Regions from separate parts of the Homo sapiens genome. Here region 1 is linked to region 2. A link is an interaction called in ENCODE POLR2A ChIA-PET data of the cell type or tissue named here. Cell type or tissue: PC-9. All regions are shown on one strand. Links, peaks and the distances in the headings refer to the core of each region. The heading gives the core; the rest is flanking DNA. Region 1 has its middle 120 kb from the start of HMHB1. Region 2 overlaps ARHGAP26 (Rho GTPase activating protein 26).

Region 1 (5,381 bases), core at 158-5,157, 780 kb before region 2:
TGACCCACTGGTCATTCAGAAGCATATTGTTTAATTTCCATGTGTTTATATATTTCCAAAATTCCTCTTGTTATTGATTTCTAGTTTTCTTCCACTGTGTTCAGAAAAAATGCTTGATATCATTTCAATGTTTTAAGACTTGTCTTGTTTTATGACCTAAAATATGGTCTATCCTTGAGAATGACCCATATGCTGAAGAGAAGAATGTATGTTCTGTAGCCTTTGATGAAATGTTCTGTAAATATCTATTAGGTCCATTTAGTCTATAGTACAGATTAAGTCCAATGTTTCTTTGTTGATTTTTTGTCTGGGTGATCTGTCAGTTGCTGAAAGTGGGGTGTTGAAGTTTCCAGCTATTACTATATTGAGACCTATCTCTTTCTTTAGCTGTAATAACATTTGCTTTAAACATCTGGGTGCTCTAGTGTTGGGTGCATATATATTTACAATAATTATATCCTGTTGATGAATTGACCTCTTTATCGTTACATAATAAATAACCTTCTTTGCCTCTTCTTACAGCTTTTGTTTTAAAACGTATTTTTTGGTTTCCATTGACATGGAATAGTTTTTTCCATTCCTTTCTTTTATTTTCTTTACATTTTTTTTCTTCTTTTGAGACAGAGTCTCACTCTGTTGCTCAGGATGGAGTGCAATGGTGCAATCTCAGCTCACAGCAACCTCTGCCTCCCAGGTTTGAGCAATTCTCCTGCCTCAGCCTTCCAAGTAGCTGGGATTACAGAAGTGTGCCACCATGCCCAGCTAATTTTATATTTTTAGTAGAGATGGGTTTCACCATGTTGGTCAGGCTGGTCTCGAACTCCTGACCTCAGGTAATCCACCTACCTCGGCCTCCCAGAGTGTTGGGATAATGGGTGTGAGCCACCATTCTCAACACCTTTATTTTCAGTCTATGTTTCTTTATAGGTGAAGTGTGTTTCTTGTAGGCAACAGATCACCAAGTCTTGTTTTTTTATCCATTCAGCCATTCTGTTTTTTTTTTTTTTAATTAGAGTTTAGTCCATTTACATTCAATGTTTCTATTTATAAGTAGGGACTTACTTCTACCATTTTGTTATTTGTTTTTTGGTGGTTTTTGTGGTCTTTTTCTGCTTTCCTTCCTTCCTGTCATCCATTTAGTGAAAGTGATTTTCTCTGGTGGATATGCTTTAATTTCTTTCTTTTTACTTTTTGTGTACCCATTGTATGTTTTTCTATTTGAGGTTACCATGAGGCTTGCAAATACTATCTTACAACCCATCATTTTAAACTGATGATGACTTAACAATGATTGCATAAGCAAGCAAACAAACAAACAAAAAGAAAACTAGTAAAAACGCTACACTGTAACTTTGTATCCCTACTTTTAAACTTTTTATTGTTGCTATTTATATCTTATTGTACTTTCTGTCTTGAAACGTTGTAGTTATTTTTTATTGGTTCATCATTTAGTCTTTCTACTTGAGAAGTTTTCACACCACAACTACATTGTTACACTATTCCATGTTTTCTGTGTGCTTACTATTGCCAGTGAGTTTTGTATTAATATCTTCAGATAATTTCTTCTTTTTCATTAATATCCTTTTCTTCCAGATTTAAGAACTTCCTTTATCATTTCTTGTAGGACAGGTCTAGTATTGACAAAATTCCTCAGCTTTTGTCTGTGAATGTCTTTATTTCTCCTTTATGCTTAAAGAGTATTTTCACCAGATATACTATTCTAGAGTAAAAGTTTTCTTTCTTTCCACACTTTAGATATGTCATATTAATCCCTCTCAGCCTGTAAAGTTTCCACTAAAAAGTCTGATGCCAGATGTTTTGGAGCTCCATTGTATATTATTTGTTTCTTTTCTCTTGCTGCTTTTAAGATCCATTCTTTACCCTTGACCTTTGGGTGTTCGATTATTACATGCCTTGAGTAGTCTTCCTTGGGTTAAAGCTGCTTGGTGTTCTATAACCTTCTTGTACTTGAATGTTGATATGTTTCTCTAGATTAGGGAAAAAGTGAGGTGTTGAAGTTTCCAGCTATTACTGTATTGAGATCTTCCCAATCTATCTGTTGGGAAGTGCTCTGATCCCTTTCAACAAACTTTCTAACCCTCTCTCTCTCTACTTCCTCTCTAAGGCCAGTAACTCTTAGATTTGCCCCTTTGATGCTATTTTTTAGATCCTATAGGGATGCTTCATTGTTTGTTGTTGTTGTTGTTTGTTTGTTGTTTTTATGAGATAGAGCCTTGCTCTGTTGCCCAGGCTGGAGTGCAGTGGCATAATCTTGGCTTACTGCGACCTCCACCTCCCAGGTTAAAGCAATTCTCTTGCCTCAGCCTTCTGAGTCACTGAGACTACAGGCACATTCCACCACGCCCAGCTAAATTTTGTATTTTCAGGAGAGACAGGGTTTCACCACGTTGCTAAGGCTGGTCTTAAATACCTAACCTCAAGTGATCCACTTGCCTCAGCCTCCCAAAGTGCTGAGATTACAGGTGTGAGCCATTGTGCCTGGCTGCTGCCTCATTGTTTTTTATTCTTTTTTTCTTTTATCTCTTCTGGATGTATATTTTCAAATAGCCTATCTTCAAGCTCACTAATTATTTATTCTGCTTGATCAATTCTGCTATTAAGAGACTCTGATGTATTCTTCAGCATGTCAACTGCATTTTTCACCCCTAGAATTTCTGCTTGATTCTTTTTAATTATTTCAATCTCTTTGTTAAATTTATCTGATAGTATTCTAAATTCCTTCTGTGTATCATCTTGAATTTCTTTGAATTTCCTTAAAACAACCATTTTGAATTCTCTATTTGAAAGGTCACATATCTTCATTTCTCCAGGCCTGGTCTCTGGTCCCTTACATAGTTCATTTGGTGAGGTCATGTTTTCCTGGATGATGTTGATACTTATATATGTTCTTTGATGTCTGGGCATTGAAGAGTTAGGTGTTTATTGTAAACTTCACAGTCTGTTCTTCTTGGGAAGGCTTTCTAGGTATTTGAAAGGACTTAAGCCCTATGCCCAATAATACTGTGGGTTTTGCAGACTTCTGGAGGTATTGTTTTGGTGGTCTTGAATAATTTCCAGATGAATTCTCTTTATCACCAGGCACTCTTGCTCTTTTTCCTTACTTTCTCCCAAACACACAGAGTCTGTCTATGCTGAGCCACCTGGAACTTGGGGTATGGTGATGCAAGCATCTCTGTGGCCACCACCACTGGAATGGCATTGACTCAGACCTGAATCTAGCACAGCCCTGGGCTTTTCCCAGTGCCTTTCCCTTTAGTGTAGCAAGTTTCTCCAGGCCCCAAGTGTGTCCAGAGATTCTGTCTGGGAACCAGAAACTGCAGTCAAAAACCTTAGCAATTTACCTGATGTTCTATTCTACGGCAACTAAGCTGGTACTCAAACCACAATACAAAATCCTTCCTACTTTCCTTTCCCTTTACACAGGCAGAGGAACCTCTCCCTGTTGCGGTCATAATCACTGGTCCACAGGTGCTTCTACCTGGCCATCACCAGTGTTCACTTAAAGCCCAAGGGCTCTTCTGTCAGCTTGTGGTAAATGTTGCCAGGCCTAGAACTCACTCTTCAGAGTAGTGGGCTCCCCTCTAGCCCAGGGTAGTTCCACAAATGCAATCTAAGAGCCTAAGCTTGGACTTGGGGACCCTAAGAACCTGCTTGTTGCTTTACTCCACTGTGACTGAACTAGTACCTAGGGTGCAAAAGAAAGTCCCCTTTACTTTTCCCTCTCCTTTTCTCGAACAGGAGGAGTATTTCACCATAGCCACCACAGCTGAGAATGTGCTGGCTCTCCCCTGAAGCCAGCATATCTCAGAGCCCAAGGCCCACATGTACTTCCTGGGTGTTGCTGGTAGTTATTCAGAGACCAAGGACCTGCTCTTAAGTCAGCAGGTAGTTAATTCTGCCAGGACTGGATCCTTCTCTTCAAGGCAGCAGGTTCCCTTTTCTCAAAGAGTGTGTCTGAAATCTGGGAGACAGGGCCTGGAATGAGGGCCTCATTACTCTGCTCAATGATTTATCATACTGTGGCTGAGCTGGTATCCAAGAGGCAAGACACAGTACTCTTTACTCTTTGCTCTCCTCTCCTGAAGCAAAAGGAAGGAGTCACTTTTTGTGACTATTAACTGCACTGCCTGGGATTGAAGAAGGGATGGCACAAGTGCTCCTTAGCTGTGCCAGCTGCTGTCTCCTTAGGTCATGTGCTGCCCTAATTCACTGGCTCTAAGCCCAGCCTAGCGCTAGGAGTTGCGTAGGAACTGCAGTCTTCATGTCCTAGGCTACCTTTTGAATTTATTTAGGACCCCAGAACACTTCAGCTTATGATGGTAAGGCTTGCCAAGAAACTCAAATTCTGACTGCTGGGATAGGTGATTCCTCTGGCTAGAGCTGATCCAAGTGCTCCCTCTGTGCACGAGTGCTGGCTCAGACCAGCACAGCTTTATTCTCCGCTGTCACAAGGCAGCACTGAGATCAATGTAAAGTCCTCCAGTCTCTGTGCTCTCCCTTTCCAAAGTGCACAGATTCTCTCACTGTGCTGCAACACCACTGCTGGGGAATGGGGGAGGGGTGGCATCAATGATTCAAGACTGTCTCCCCTGCCGCCTATCAATGTCTCTTTCCACTATAAGAAGTTAAAAACACATACCGTAATTGCTCACCTGATTTTTTGTTCTTGTGATGATATTTTTCTGTGTGCAGATAGTTGTTAAAATTTGATCTTCTAGCTGGGAAGGTGGAAAGTGTACACTTATATTCTGCCATCTTGTTCTGCTCCCTGCTGTCATTTTCAATGGTAAATTGATTCATAACTTTTAATAAAGCATGGAGTAATCCTGTCAAAAACAATGTCATGCTATTTTTCCTAATTGCATATGCACAAATTTTCAGAAAGCTAATTATTCTGTGGACCAATATATTGAACACTTATAGCTATTATTTTCACTTTCTAAAGAAAAGAAAAAATAAATAGGCACTATCTTAGTCAACTTAGACTGCTCTAACAAAATACCACATACTGGGTGGCTTAAACAATGGACATTGCTTCTCACAATTCTGGAAGTTGGGAAGTCCAAGATCAATGTGCCAGGAGATTCAGTTCCTGATGAAGGCCCTCTTCCTGGCTTAGAGACAACCACCTTGTTGCTGTGTTCCTACATGGCAGAACAGGTAGAAATACAGAGAGCTCTGGTCTCTTCCTCCTCTTCTCCTTTATTTATTTATTTATTTATTTATTTATTTATTTATTTTTTGTGATGGAGTCTTGCTTTGTCACCCAAGTTGGAGTGCTAGTACCTAGGGTAGAAAAGAAAGTCCCCTTTCATGTGGTGCAATCAAGGTAGCCTCAAATTCCTGTGCTCAAGTGATCC
Region 2 (5,381 bases), core at 321-5,320:
TTCTTTTTTTTGAGATGGAGTCTTGCTCGGTAGCCCAGGCTGGAGTGCGGTGGCACGATCTCAGCTCACTGCAACCTCTGCCTCCCAGGTTCAACCCATTCTCCTGCCTCAGCCTCCTGAGCCTGGGACTACAGGCTCACACCATCATGCCCAGCTAATTTTTTTGCATTTTTAGTAGAGATGGGGTTTCACCATGTTGTCCAGGCTGGTCTCAAACTCCTGACCTCAAGCGATCTGCCTGCCTTGGCCTCCCAAAGTGCTGGGATTACAGGTGTGAGCCACTGCACCCCGCCAGACTGACTTCTTTTACTCAGCAATATGCATTAAAAGTTCCTCCATGTCTTTTCATGGCTGGAGAGTTCACTTTTTAAAATCATTGAATAATATAGCATTGTCTGCGTGCACCATAGTTTGTTTATCCATTTTCACATACTGATAGACATCTTGGTTGCTTCCCAAGTTTTGGCAATTATAAATAAAGCTTCTAACAAAATCCATGTGCAGGTTTTTGTGTAGACATAAATTTCAACTCATTTGGGTAAATACCAAAGAACATGATTGCTGGATTGTATGCTTAGAATATGTTTGGTTTTGTGAAAAACCACCAAACTGTCTTCTAAAAATGGCTGTATCACTTTGTATTCCCACCAGTAATGAGTGAGAGTTCCCACTGCTCCACATCCTAGCCAGCATTTGATGTTGTCAGTGTTCTGGAATTTTGGCCATTCTCAGAGGTGTGTAGTGGTATCTCACTGTTGTTTTTATTTGTATTTCCCTGAAGACATAAGACGTGAATCATATTTTTATATGCTTACTTGACACCTGTATGTCCTTTTTGATGAGGTATCTGTTCATATTTTTTGCTCATATTTTAATTGGGTTCTTTGTTTACTTATTATTGAATTTTAAGAGTTCTCTGTATATTTTGGATACTGGTCCTTTATCAGATATGTGTTTTGCAAATATTTTCTCCTAGTGTGTGGCTTGTCTTTTCATTCTCTTGAGTGTCTTTCACAGAGCAGAAGTTTTTAGTTTAAACACAGTCCAACTTAAGTTTTTATCTCACAGATTATACTTTTAACGTTGTATCTAAAAAGTCATAATTATACCCAAGGCCACCTAGGTTTTCTCCTATGTTATCTTCTAGAGGTTTTACAGTTTTGCATTTTACATTTAGACCTATGGTCCATTTGGAATCAATTTCTGTGAAAGGTATAATGTCTGTATCTAGATTCATTTTTGTGTATATGGATGTCCAGTTGTTCCAGCATGAAATCTGAATTTTATGTGAAGACTCCTGATTTTAAAGGTTTGTTCAAGTCTTTTTTTGGTGGTAGTGGTACCAGAGGAATTCCAGCTCCCTCCTCCCCTAATACACATGTCTGCAGAATGCATTTATCCATCCTGGATAATCTCTGCCTCCTTCATCCTTCTTACCTGGAATGCTCTTCATCCATCCACCTAAGTTTTTCCTAATGCCCACCTCACACTCCATCTACCCGACCTTTTCCACTACTTCGACCTAGTGTGTGCACTCACCACATATTCAGTTGACAGTGGTTGAACTCTGAACACATTATGACTTGTAAGTCCCCATTAGCACTGCCATATGCCACTGCCTTTCTTTCTTAGCTAGACTGTGAACTCTTGGGGAAGACAGGAACCCTCTTATTCCGGTTTACCCCAGGTAGCTTGGCATGCATGGGTCTGGGCATAAAATAGGTTCAGCCACAGTTGCTAACAATTTCAGACTAGCTGGACTTTGGTCCTGACTTACCAATTGTCCTTTGTTCTTCAGGAGAGATGGCTACTTCAGGAGTCAAGCTGAGGACCTGCCAAAGATTTAAACCCAGCAGCCTTGCCCTGGCACAGGTAGAATGATGGCCTCTCTAATTTTGATGCCTGATTTAGCATTACATTCATGTAAATAAGAGGGCCCTGATGTCCTTGGAGAATTAGGAAAGATTAGTAATACAGCAAAATGTATTATCAGAGGTACCACTGTATTATGAGTAACAAACATGTTTCTTTCACTATGATTTCTCTCTGGTCATAATGATATCCCAGTCATTATGAAAAATAGTGAAATAAAGGAGTGAAATAAAAAGAACAGATAGCTTCCTGGTGACTGGTTCCCTACCTCATGCATAATTAATAGTCAAGTTAATGGTAATCCTCCCAGCCCACCTTTGTTCTTTATTTTCATCTGCATCATTAAGTGTTCCCACTGGAGGATCTCTGGACACTTCCAACTCAACAACGATGGAGGGAACAAAAGGGTCCACACCTGAGGCTGAGACCCAAGTCGTCTCAGGTGATTGTTACCGTGGCACGTCTGTGTGCCGACAGATTTCTCAGAATCAAATTGCTCAGGGAAAGTACTGTGGGTCCATTTGTTAGGACTGCCTAACAGCCATGCATGATCCACACCAGCAAATCCCAGGCAGAAAATATCAGGGAGACAGGATCCCAGGAAAATCACCTCACTGCCTGGGGTTTGAGAAGTGGCTGCGAGCCTGCCTGCAGAGCTTATGGGGGACTTTGACATGGCTCTCACTCAGGGCCATGGCAGACGCTGGTATCAGGGCTGATGCTGGTACTGCTTCTACCTCAGGAACAACCTTCCCTGACCTCAAGACCCAAAGGTATCAATCAGCGACTCACTCAGCTTGGAAGGACAGTGGTCTTGTTGGAGGCACACCCACACTTCTTTTTCTAATTCTCCTCCAGAGACAATTAGAACCGTTCCTGTTATCACCCTCCCTTCCCCAGGAAAGCCCCCCAGATCTGTACCAGGCAGGCAACAGTCCCTCTGGGTGGTGTGAAGTGGGCAGAGCGATTCCCAGGATGTTATGAAAATAAATCGTATCTAGACACCTAAAAAACAAAAAATCCCAAGCCTTCTCCTCAGGACCTGTTTAAAAGACACACCTCCCCTTTTCCACTTAGCTGCTTAAGCAACCTCTTTGTACACACTGTACTCAGCAGTGACTCAGGGGCCCACAGTTACCAGCCACTGAAAAGAAAATTACAGACCACTAGTTGGTAGCGGCTGGCTAAAATCAGGGGATGTTAAGCAACTTGGGCTAGAAATTCAACCTTGCTCATACAGAGCAAGGAATCACTTCAGCAACTGCTAGGTACAGAAAATTAAACCAACTGAAGAAAAAAACAAGTAAAGAAAATAGAATCTCCCTAAAGTCTAGGAAAGTGGGTATAGGAGAACCTGAGAAGGTCAAACCTCAAGGCAGGGAGGCTCCCTAGGCAAGCCCAGCCATGGAGAACCGGAAGAGACTCACTGCCCATAAGCCAAACAAATTCAATTATTTTGAGGTCCTGAGGCACTGGTCCACTTCTTGGTGAAGGAACATGTGATTTACCACTCAACAGGCAAATAATTAAACTTCCTGAACATCAGTATGATTTAAAGCTGCCAACAACTAAAAAGATCTTATATTCTCAGTTTCAGATTTCATCCTACAGTATAGTCACATTTTTATTATGTACCTCTTAAGTCCATTTGGAGTCATCTCTCCTCCCAAGCATTTAATAGCCCTTAGTGTCTTCTAAGGCAGAAATTATCAGACTCATTTTGCAGATTTGTAAATATCTCACAGCAATTGAATGGCAGGGTGCTGTCATGAAACTATGGCATGTGGAGGAGCAGGAAAAGGTTACCGACATCCTAGCATCTCACCGCCATGCTAGCGTCTCCCCACGTGAAACAACTGCCCTGAAGACAGTCTGTGGCTGAACCTCAATGTATTTTCACTTAGAGAATGGGAAAATCATCTGTTTTTCCTGAGTCTTACATAACTGTAGCCTGAGAGTCCAACTGTTCCGGTCATGGCCTCACATTCTTTCTGCAAAGGCGCTAGTTGACAAGATTTATGGGGTAGTCTAAGGAAGCATGTGAAGCAATGTGGGGTTGAAACCATGAGGGAGAACTTTCTGATCCTAGCAGAGTAGACCTAGTTTCTGTGGAGGGCTAGACAACCAGCCCCCAAACTAATTGTCCTGACTATGGGTGCTCAATGCTGAAAAATAAAGCAAAAAGGGTTCTTCTCTTTCATAGTCTCTGTCAAGAAGTCATAGTCATGCTAAGGTTTGAGGATGTGAAGACACAAAGGGCTCCTGGGGGCTCTTCCTTATGGAAGTGGACATGGAGTTGGCATTGAACATTTCCAACATAGTCAGTGGGGAGGGAAACCGAGACAACATAGATGAGTGAAACAAACTCGGCCACAGAGCTGCTACAGTCCCTGGACGTTTGTAAAACTTACAGAAATTGCTTTTCATGCCTAGCAGCCAGCACAGGCAATAGCTATCACCAAAGCCATCTCAGCAGGACAGTAAATCAAAAATCACCAAGGCTAAGAAGCAGTATGTTAAGAATAACGACTCCCTCTGAGATGATGATGCTTTAAAAACCCACAACAAGCCAGCTGAGCTCCCAGTTTAGGGAGGAGGTTTAAATAATGTTCAGGGGATAATGGTCCAAAGTCAGATGGAGCCAGACAGCAAATTCTAGGTGGAATGGCTGACCAAAGCCCTTGTGGGGTAGGCAGCTGGACATCATACTTACAGTGAGTTGGGCCGGGTGGGTTTGACCACAGCCAGGTCTGGGTCACTGGAGTTCATGTTGGGCTGTAAGCTGCTGCTGGAATTAAGGATGCTGTTTGGATTTGATGAGACAGATTCCAAACTGGAGTTGATGATGCTGTTCCTTTGTTCCTCTGGGGGGGAAAAGCCACAAGTCCCATATTAATATTATTGCATAGGGACAGTCTATTGCTACATGCACAAAAATGTATAAAGAATAAGACTGGATCAAGATCTCTGATCCCAGGGAAGCTTAAGAAACAACATAGAAAAGGTTAAGAATTAAAAGTGGGAAAGGAAGAGTCAAGGGGGAACAGGTGACTCGAAATTTTAAAGCAAACCCCTTTCCTCGTCATAACAGGATATATCTCCCCTTTAATATAAGCCAGGATTTTTTCTAAGAGTGGCCCTACTATGGCACCATAAATTGCATCTTCTTTTGACTGGCAGATTGCCAGAGTAGAGAAAAGCCTCCACAGACCCCTCACATTCACCCAGATCCCCTTGGCTTCTGTGACACTCACCTTTTATTCTAAAACTCCTGCCTCTAATATTGCTCTAATTGATCAGGCCATGTCCCACCTCCAATTCCATAGAGCCTCACCAGAGAAGATCTACTATTTAGCCACCAATGTCCTTACGACTCCACCAGTCTAAATTCCTGACCCTTTCTCAGACACATCTTTCTGTGTTGCCTCTAGCTCCATGTACTTGGTGTTTGACTTCAAGTGAATTCTTTGATAAATCGCTCTGTAATGGGCTGCAGAATGGTTTGCCTA

Evidence for each region. ChIA-PET counts read pairs that join two places held together with the same protein. Peaks named below come from ENCODE experiments on the same cell type or tissue, not always from the same donor. Only the 100,000 strongest peaks of a DNase experiment are listed, where the experiment ranks them.
Region 1: POLR2A ChIA-PET joins it to region 2 with 7 read pairs; 2 of 35 experiments call an interaction of 5 or more read pairs at or near these places.

What each region holds. Positions count from the first base shown.
Region 1 is chr5:143,930,620-143,936,000 of GRCh38, reverse strand. No RefSeq gene overlaps it. Among named protein-coding and RNA genes, the nearest start is that of HMHB1, 120 kb to the right of the region's middle. In PC-9, for the core only: no CTCF peak of the experiment used is centred there; a DNase peak (open chromatin) is centred at 2,390; H3K27ac peaks cover 428 bases.
Region 2 is chr5:143,146,586-143,151,966 of GRCh38, reverse strand. It overlaps ARHGAP26 (Rho GTPase activating protein 26), which reads right to left. Exons shown (of 23, transcript NM_001135608.3): 20 at 4,586-4,736. Among named protein-coding and RNA genes, the nearest start is that of ARHGAP26-IT1, 43 kb to the left of the region's middle. In PC-9, for the core only: no CTCF peak of the experiment used is centred there; no DNase peak of the experiment used is centred there.